2 separate regions of the Homo sapiens genome follow, and region 2 is linked to region 1. Evidence: read pairs that join two places in POLR2A ChIA-PET (ENCODE). Cell type or tissue: PC-9. All regions are shown on one strand. Each heading gives the region's core, and the rest is flanking DNA. Links, peaks and the distances in the headings are about the cores only.

Region 1 (4,386 bases), core at 311-4,310:
TTCAAGCAATTCTCCTGCCTCTGCCTCCTGAGTAGCTGGAATTACAGGCATGCTCCACCATGCCCGGCTAATTTTTTATTTTTAGTAGAGACAGAGTTTCTCCATGTTGGTCAGGCTAGTCTCAAACTCCTGACCTCAGGTGATCCACCTGCCTTGGCCTCCCAAAATGCTGGGATTACAGGCATGAGCCGCCGCACCTGGCCTCAAAAGTTTAATTGTAACGTGTCTTGGTGTGACTCCTTCTCTCTCTTAATTTTAATATTTAATTTAATTTTATTTATTTATTTATTTATTTTTGAGACAGAGTCTTTTTGTGTCACCCAGGCTGGAGTGCAGTGGCGTGATCTTGGCTCACTGCAACCTCCACCTACTGGGTTCAAGCGATTCTCCTACCTCAGTCTCCTGAGTAGCTGGGACTGTGGGCGCGTGCCACCACACCTGGCTAATTTTTGTACTTTTAGTAAAGATGGGGTTTCGCCATGTTGTCCAAGCTGGTCGCGAACTCCTGACCTCAGGTGATCCACCCGCCTCGGCGTCCCAGAGTGCTGGGATTACAGGTGTGAGCCACTGTGCCCAGCCAATTGAATTTAATTTTTGAGACAGGGTCTTACTCTGTCACCTAGGCTGGAGTGCAGTGGCACAATCATAGCTCACTGTAGCTTTGACCTCCTGGGCTCAAGCAATCCTCTCACCTCAGCTTCCCAAGTAGCTGGGACTATAGGTGTGTGCCATCTACATCTGACTAATTATTTTATTTTTTGTAGAAACAAGGTCTCACTATGTTGCCCAAGCTGGTCTCAAACTCTTCAGCTCAAGTGATTCTTCTTCTGCCTCACCCTCCCAAAGGCATGAGCCACTGATTCTCTCTCTCTCTCTCTCTCTTTGGAAACAGAGTCTCACTTTATCACCCAGGCTGGGGTGCAGTGGTGTGATCATAGCTCACTGTAGCCTTGAACTCCTGGGCTCAAGTGATCCTCCCACCTCAGCCTCCCAAGTAGCTAGCTAGGACTACAGGTATGCACCACAATGCACAGTTAATTTGTTTGTTTGTTTGTTTGTTTGTTTGTTTATATGTTTGTTTGTTAGAGACAGGGTTTTGCCATATTGCCCAGGCTTGTCTCAAACTCCTGGGCTCAAGCCAACCTCCTGCTTCGTCCTCCCAGAGCACTGGGATTATAGGCATGAGCCACTGCATTTGGTTGGATCTCTTTGAATTCATCTTACATGAAGTTCATTAAGCTTCTTGCATGTTTCTTTTCATCTCTTTCATCAAATTTCGGATATTTATGGACATTAATTTTTCAAATATTCTCCCTGCTTCTTTCTCTTCTCTTTCTGTGACTCCCACAGTGCCTATGTTGGTCTACTTGATGGTATCCCAAGGTCCCTTAAGCTCTGTTCATTTTTCTTCAGTCTTTTTTTTTTCTTTCTTTCTGTTCTTTAGACTTGATCATTTCCATTACCCTATCTTCAAGTTCACTGATTCTTTCTTCTGCCTGCTTAAACCTGCCTTTGAATCTGCCCTCTACTTATTTTTCATTTCAGTTGTACTTTTCAGCTCTGGAAATTTTTTTGGTTTCTTTTAGATTTTATTTTTACTGATATTTCCATTTCGTTCACACATCATTCTCTTGACTTACTCCATACCCTCCTGTAGTTTTCTGAGCATCTTTAAGACAGTTGCTTTAAAGCCTTTTTCTAGTACACCTGCCATAAGCTCTTTTTCAGGGACAGTTTCTGTTTATTTGTGGTTTTCTTTAACCTTCGAATAGGCTATATTTTTCTGTTTCTTTGTATGCCTTTTGATGTTTTGTTGAGCATTGGACAATTGAATTTCATAATTGTAACTGGAAATCATATTCTCCCCCTTATCCAGGGTTTACTGGTTTTTGTTACTATTTTTGTTTTTTGTTTATTTGATTGATTGTTGTAGCCTATCTCTGTGTCAAGAATCAGCCTGGAATGTAAACTTAAGGTCTTCTCAGGTATTTTCTGAGCCTTGGGTACGTGTGGTCACTTACTCATTTTCCTCATATATGCAGTTTTAAAAAAATGTTCCAGGCCAGGCGCAGTGGCTCACGCCTGTAAACCCAGCACTTTGGGAGGCCGAGGCGGGCGGATCATGAGGTCAGGAGATCGAGACCATCCTGGCCAACATGGTGAAACCCTGTCTCTACTAAAAATACAAAAATAAAATTTGCTGGGCATGGTGGCGCGCGCCTGTAGTCCCAGCTACTCCAGAGCCTGAGGCAGGAGAATTGCTTGAACCTGGGAGGTGGAGGTTGCAGTGAGCCGAGATCGCACCAATGCACTCCAGCCTGGCGATAGAGTGAGACTCCATCTAAAAAGTAAAAAATAAATAAATAAAGTTTTAAAAGTTCTAGTGTTTAATGTCTGGCTCCCAAAGGGAAATAAAAAGAAAAATGAAGGTGGAAGGAAAGTGCATCAGCCCTTTAAATGCCCCAGAAGTGACTTCAGCCAGAGGGGGAGGAGCTTGCAACAACTGGAGGAGATGCAGCAACAGTGGCCACCTGCGCCTCTGTGATTAGGAGCACCGCTGTGGGCCAGGCACGGTGGCTCACGCCTGTAATCCCAGCACTACGGAAGGCTGAGGTGGGTGGATCACTTGAGGTCCGGAGTTTGAGACTAGCCTGGCCAACATGGCGAAATCCCATCTCTACTAAAAATACAAAAACTAGCTGGGCGTGGTGGTGCACGCCGGTAGTCCCAGCTACTCAGGAGGCTGAGGCAGGAGAATCGCTTGAACCCGGGAGGTGGAGGTTGCAGTGAGCCGAGATCACACCACTGCACTCCAGCCTGGGCGACAGAGTAAGACTCCCTCTCAAAAAGAAAAAAAAGGAAGCACCTCTGAGATCAGAAGCAGCACTCAGCAGTGAGAGCACAGATCCCTGGTATTTGGAGGACAGGACTCTTTTTGCCCACGCCGGCTCCTGCAAGCTGTGTGCAGGTTGCTCCAGGAACACATGCACAGCTGCGTGCCATAGGGCTGGGGGTCAGGGATGGGTAGTAGCCATTGTGGGAAGAGCTAAAATGGACTGAAATTTACTGTAATTTACCAGTCCAAGCCTTCCCCCTGGAAGCCACAAGTCTTCAATACACTGCAGAGTTCTAAAATAGTTACACCAGACAGATTCTGCCATGCAATTGTTGTCTAGGTGGGGAGACAGATTCCTGGTGCTTCCTACCATGCTATCTTCCCAGATTCCTCTCTGAATAGGTGACTTATAAATTTTTTTTTCCAGTCAGTGTCTTATCATTTCATTTTCTTAACAGTGTCTTTTACAGAGCAAAAATTTTGGTGAAAACATTTTGATGAGGTCTATTTCATCAATTTTTTCCTTTAGAGACCATGATTCTGGTGTCATAGTTGTATTCTTTTCCTAAAAGCCTCCACCTCCCGAGTTCAAGCTATTCTCCTGCCTCAGCCTCTGAGTACCTGGGATTACAGGCGTGCATCACCATGCATGGCTAATTTTTGTATTCTTAGTAGAGATGGGGTTTCACCTTATTGACCAGGCTGGTCTCGAACTCCTGACCTCAAGTGATCTGCCCACCTTGGCCTCCCAAAGTGCTAAGATTACAGGCATGAGCCACCGTGCCTGGCCTCTTACTTTTTCTTCTAAGAGTTTCATTGTTTTGTTTTGTATTTAAGTCTGTGCTCCATATTTCGTTAATATTTATATAAAGCTTAAGGTATAGATTGAGGATCTTTGTCTTCTTCTTCCTTTTTTTGCATACTGATGTCTAGTTGCACCATCTGTTGAAAGGTTATCTTTTTTTTTTTTTTTTTTTGGAGACGGAGTCTCGCTCTGTCGCCCAGGCTGTAGTGCAGTGGCGCGATCTCGGCTCACTGCAAGCACGGCCTCCTGGGTTCACGCCATTCTCCTGCCTCAGCCTCCTGAGTAGCTGGGACTACAGGTGCCTGCCACCACGCCCGGCTAATTTTTTGTGTGTGTTTTTTTGTTTGTTTGTTTGTTTTTCTTTTTTTTTTTAGCAGAGACAGGGTTTCACTGTGTTAGCCAGGATGGTCTCGATCTCCTGATCTCATGATCCGCCCGCCTCGGCCTCCCAAAGTGCTGAGATTACAGGCATGAGCCACCATGCCCGGACTATTCTTTCTTAATTGACTTACCTTTTCATGTTTTTTTTAAAAGCCCAAGTAGTGTCTGTGAGTTCTCCAATCTTCTTTTTCTTTTTCAAATTTAACTATTCCATATCCTCTGTCTTTCCATATAAGATTTAAAATTAGCTTGTTAATATCTACAAAAATATTCTGCTGAGATTTTGATTGGAATTGAATGAAATCTGTAGATCAATTTGCAGAGAATTTTTTTTTTTTTTTTGAGACAGAGTCTCTGCTGCCCA
Region 2 (4,386 bases), core at 266-4,265, 110 kb before region 1:
ACCCAGGAGTTCAAGGCTGCAGTGAGCCATGATCACGCCACTGCTCTCCAGCCTGGGCAACAGAGGCTAGGAAAATAAAAATACATTTTAAACAAAAATAATTCAAACACTCTGATAACCAAAATGTCAATGTCTGTGCACAAGTAGACGAGTTTGAGAGAAACTTGCTATGGCAGGTAATTGGAGGTTGTTCCAATTACCAAACCTTTTCCTCTAGGATAAGATAAAAAAATTATCCAAAAGCTCTGTGATTGATGCTGAATTCTGAGAGCAGACTCAGAGGGTGGGTGATGGGCCTTAGGAGGGATAGAGGAAAGATTGGGAAGTTCCCGTCCACTCTGAATTTCCTGCTGATGGGTTCCTCGGGGTCCACCCACGGGCCTCAGCCCTGCCACCAACTCCAAGGCCTGTTCTGAGAAAGGGCTTTGTGAGTCTGACTCCCCCCAAGATGGGGGAACCCACTGTCAAGCACCTGGTAGGAGCAGGCTTTGAGCCCTTTCAAAGATGCTGCATACAGCAAGTTCCCTAAGCAGCAGTGAGGTGAGTGTCATTAGCACTTCATCTCCCAGGTGGCAAGGGAGCTTCCCAGGGGATAAAACCATTCGTTAAAGGCCAGCAGGACCTGGGACTCCACCCAGGACCCCATCCAGGGGAGCCTTGTCCTTCTGTCCTTCTGCACCATAAGCACCTTTGGCCCAGGAAGCACTAGACATTTGGCACAGTGGGGGTTCCCTCACGGGCTGGAGAAGCAGAGCCCTGGCAAGGCTGTGCTCACACCTCCTCCCAGGTCACACCCAGGACCAAGCACCCCTGCTCCAGTTCTGAGCCTTAAAATATTGATGAGAGCACAGAGGCCACCTGGCTGCAATCCTCCATGTTGAAGATTGGGTTGCAGTGCCAGCTAGCAGAGTGACATGGAGCTGGGCTTTCCCTGAGTGCTGAGCGTGGCCCCAGCCCAGCTCTGTCAGCGAAAGGCTGTGTAGGTCCAGCAGCTTTCTGGAGGTCTCTGAGCACAAGTGTGGTCTGACTTGGACTGACCCTTCTACCATACATTTGGCTCAGCACCCGCAGCCAGAGTCTAGGGCCCACAGGGCTCAGAGGAAGCAGGTGACTAGAATATCCATCTGTCTGGTGGGTGGGGCAGGCATTCCTCCTGTCCTCATTTGCAGGGATTTTGAGTATAATATTATGGGTAAAAATTCTGGCCAGGTGCAGTGGCTCACGCCTGTAATCCCAACACTTTGAGAGGCCAAGGTGGATCACCTGGGTCAGGAGTTCGAGACCAGCCTGGCCAACACGGTGAAACCCCGTCTCTACTAAAAATACAAAAATTAGCCAGGCATGGTGGCACATGTCTATAGTTCCAGCTACTCGGGAGGCTGAGGAAGGAGAATCACTTGAACCTAGGAGGTGGAGGTTGCAGTGAGCCGAGATCATGCCACTGCACTCCAGTCTGGGCAATAAAAGCAAGACTCCATAACGCGCGCGCGCACACACACACACACACACACACACACACACACACACACAATCTTTAGAGGTCATGCTGCCACCCACTGTGTGACCTTGGACAGAACATCTACCTTTCTAAGCCACTTTCCTCATCCCCAAATGGAGTCCTACTCTACAGGGCTGTTGGGGAGATTCACCGAAACCAGCAAGGAAAGAGCTGGGTGTAGAGCCAAAGCCCCACAAAGGGTATCTATGCTTTTCAGCTTATTGTTAGCTGGATTCCCAGAGCCTGGCAGAGAGCAGCAAATACCCATTCATCCTAAGTGCCAGTGGAAGCGCAAAGCCTGCAGGAGCTCTGGCAGGTCTAACAGGGCCTGGAGAGTTTTCCATTCTTTGAAGCTCCTGGCACATTCAAAAATTAAGAAAAATCTAGGCGGGACACGGTGGCTCACGCCTGTAATCCCAGCACTTTGGGAGGCTGAGGTGGGCAGATCACCTGAGGTCAGGAGCAAGACTCCATCTCTAAAAAAAAAAAAAGAAACATCTCGACAGGGTTACCAAAACTGGGGCATGTTTGAAATACTTAAATTGAACAAATCAGTGCTTTTAACACACATGCAAAAGTCCCATTCAAGATAATTTTGCAATTCTCAAGGTAATAGAGGGATTACTTTAAAATAATAATGGAGCCAACCAAGCATAGTGACACCTGCCTGTGGTCCAAGCTACTGGGGAAGCTGAGGCAGGAGGATCACTTGAGCCCAGGGGATTGAGGCTGTAGAGACATGATTGAGCCACTGACTCCAGCCTGGGTGACAGAGTGAGATACTGTCAATAATAATAATAATAATGGTTTGTAGAGCACCTTAAGTGGTATGGTGTGACAAACATCTTTCAGGCCTGACAACAGATCTCTGTACTAATCTGATTATCCTTATTCAGATGTATCTAAATCTGAGGCCCTTGGGGCACATGATTGCCTCCTGGGGCTGCCATAGTAGACCCTGGCAATGACCTAGTGACCGTTCCTCTACTGGAGATGATCCCCTGGGCCCCTCAGAATGCATTTCCTGTGTCCACATAGCCGGTGTTTTAAGTCAGGTGATCTTTTTTTTTTTTTTTTTTTTTTTGAGACGAGGCCTCTCTCGTTGCCCAGGCTGGAATGCAGTGGTGCAATCTCGGCTCACTGAAACTTCTTCCTCATGGGTTCAAGTGACTGGCCTGCCTCAGTCTCCCAAGTAGCTGGGATTACAGGTGTGCACCACAACGCCCGGCTAATTTTGGTATTTTTAGTAGAGATGGGGTTTTGCCATGTTGGCCAGGCTAGTCTCGATATCTGCCCACCTCAGCTTCCCAAAGTGCTGGAATTACAGGCATGAGCCACCGTCGCCAGTCTTAAGTCAGGCAATCTAAGCTCCCTTTCCAAGTTTGTTGAAAACCTGATTTGAGGTTTTGTGCTTTAAGCTTGCATTACATTTGTAACACAATAAATGCAATTTTTGGCACAATAAATGCAAAATTGTGGCGCAGTGACTCATACGTGTAATCCTAGCACTTTGGGAGGCCGAGGCAGGTGGATCACCTGAGGTCAGGAGTTCAAGACAAGCCTGGCCAACAGGGCGAAACCCTGTCTCTACTAAAAATACAAAAATTAGCTGGGCATCGTGGCAGGTGTCTATAATCCCAGCTATTTAACAGGCTGAGGCAGGAGAATCACTTGAACCTGGAGGGCAGAGGTTGCAGTGAGCCAAGATTGCGCCACTTTACTCCAGCCTGGGCAAAAGAGCCAAACTCTGTCTCCAAAAAACAAACAAACAAAATAGAAAATAAATACAATTTTTAAAAAGACCCCAGTCATCATGCAGGTTACACTGTGGGGATAACACTTCTGGGCTAGGAGTTGGGCAACCTGGGTTCAGGCACCGCACCCCCTCTGCCGGCTGCACAGGGCCCCTCTCCCCTCAGTCAGCCCTGGGCCCTGCAGGCTGGACTTTTGCCTGGTAGCTTTGGGCTGGCCCTCCCTTCTGCAGGGGACCCCTTGTACAGATGGGTAAGCAGAGGCACAGGGGCACAGGCAGGACAGCGGCTCTGCTCACGCAGGATGCCATGGCCAGTCGTGGGCCTACTCCATCCTTGATCCTCCCCTCCCAAGGGCACTTGCCATCCAGGCCTGAATGGCAAGAGGCCCCTAAGGGGCCCCCAGTCCTGTCGGCACCCCCTTTGAGTGACTGACAGGGAGGCAGGGGAGCTGGCAGCCCCCATCCCCACACCAGCTTGTGGAAGCTACCAGCGATCGGTGGGGCCCCACTGGCAGCCCGTCCGTGTAGCCTTGGCCGGGCCCCCAAGCTTCTTAGAATGCCATCTAAGAAGGCAGAGGGGGATGAGCGGCGGCGGGGAGGAGGGGCAGGCCTTGGGAAGATCCACTGGGTCACAGGGAAGCGAAGGCGGACCCTCCTCCCCCAGCGCTACTGCCCGGGCCGAATTCCAAGGCCAGCGGCTGCCCGCTGAGAAGGAATCCGGACCAACGGGATTCTGGCTTCCCTCTGGCCCCTCCTGGCGAGAGCGGCGCCGGGAGGAGGGGGCCTCAGAAGGGGCGGGCAGGGGCGGGGCCCGCGGGGTAGGCGGAGCTCCCAGGAAAACAGCGGGCGGGGCCTCGCGCGAGGGGCGGGGTTGGCGGCGAGGCGTCCCAGGACCCCCATTCCTCCCTCCGCCCCGGGGCTTCTGGGGAGCGGCGCAGCTTGACTGCCACCGACTGCGGGCCTCCCTGCCCTACAAGCCCCCACCCCCGCCCCCCCTTGGGACCTGGCGAGGAGTTGCCCCGCAAAGTTGGGGCTGGTGCGGGGTTAAGGGGATTACAATTTTCCTAGGACTTAGTGTGCTGAAGCTGCTTTTGCGATTAGAATTTATATTTACAATGCTGATAACAATAAACTA

The links. ChIA-PET counts read pairs that join two places held together with the same protein. Peaks named below come from ENCODE experiments on the same cell type or tissue, not always from the same donor. Only the 100,000 strongest peaks of a DNase experiment are listed, where the experiment ranks them.
Region 2: POLR2A ChIA-PET joins it to region 1 with 9 read pairs; 3 of 35 experiments call an interaction of 5 or more read pairs at or near these places.

What each region holds. Positions count from the first base shown.
Region 1 is chr11:68,232,895-68,237,280 of GRCh38, forward strand. No RefSeq gene overlaps it. Among named protein-coding and RNA genes, the nearest start is that of KMT5B, 22 kb to the left of the region's middle. In PC-9, for the core only: no CTCF peak of the experiment used is centred there; no DNase peak of the experiment used is centred there.
Region 2 is chr11:68,124,429-68,128,814 of GRCh38, forward strand. All of the region lies in intron 1 of CHKA-DT (CHKA divergent transcript), which reads left to right. Among named protein-coding and RNA genes, the nearest start is that of CHKA-DT, 4.7 kb to the left of the region's middle. In PC-9, for the core only: no CTCF peak of the experiment used is centred there; DNase peaks (open chromatin) are centred at 2,583, 3,033 and 3,943; H3K4me3 peaks cover 1,353 bases; H3K27ac peaks cover 4,000 bases.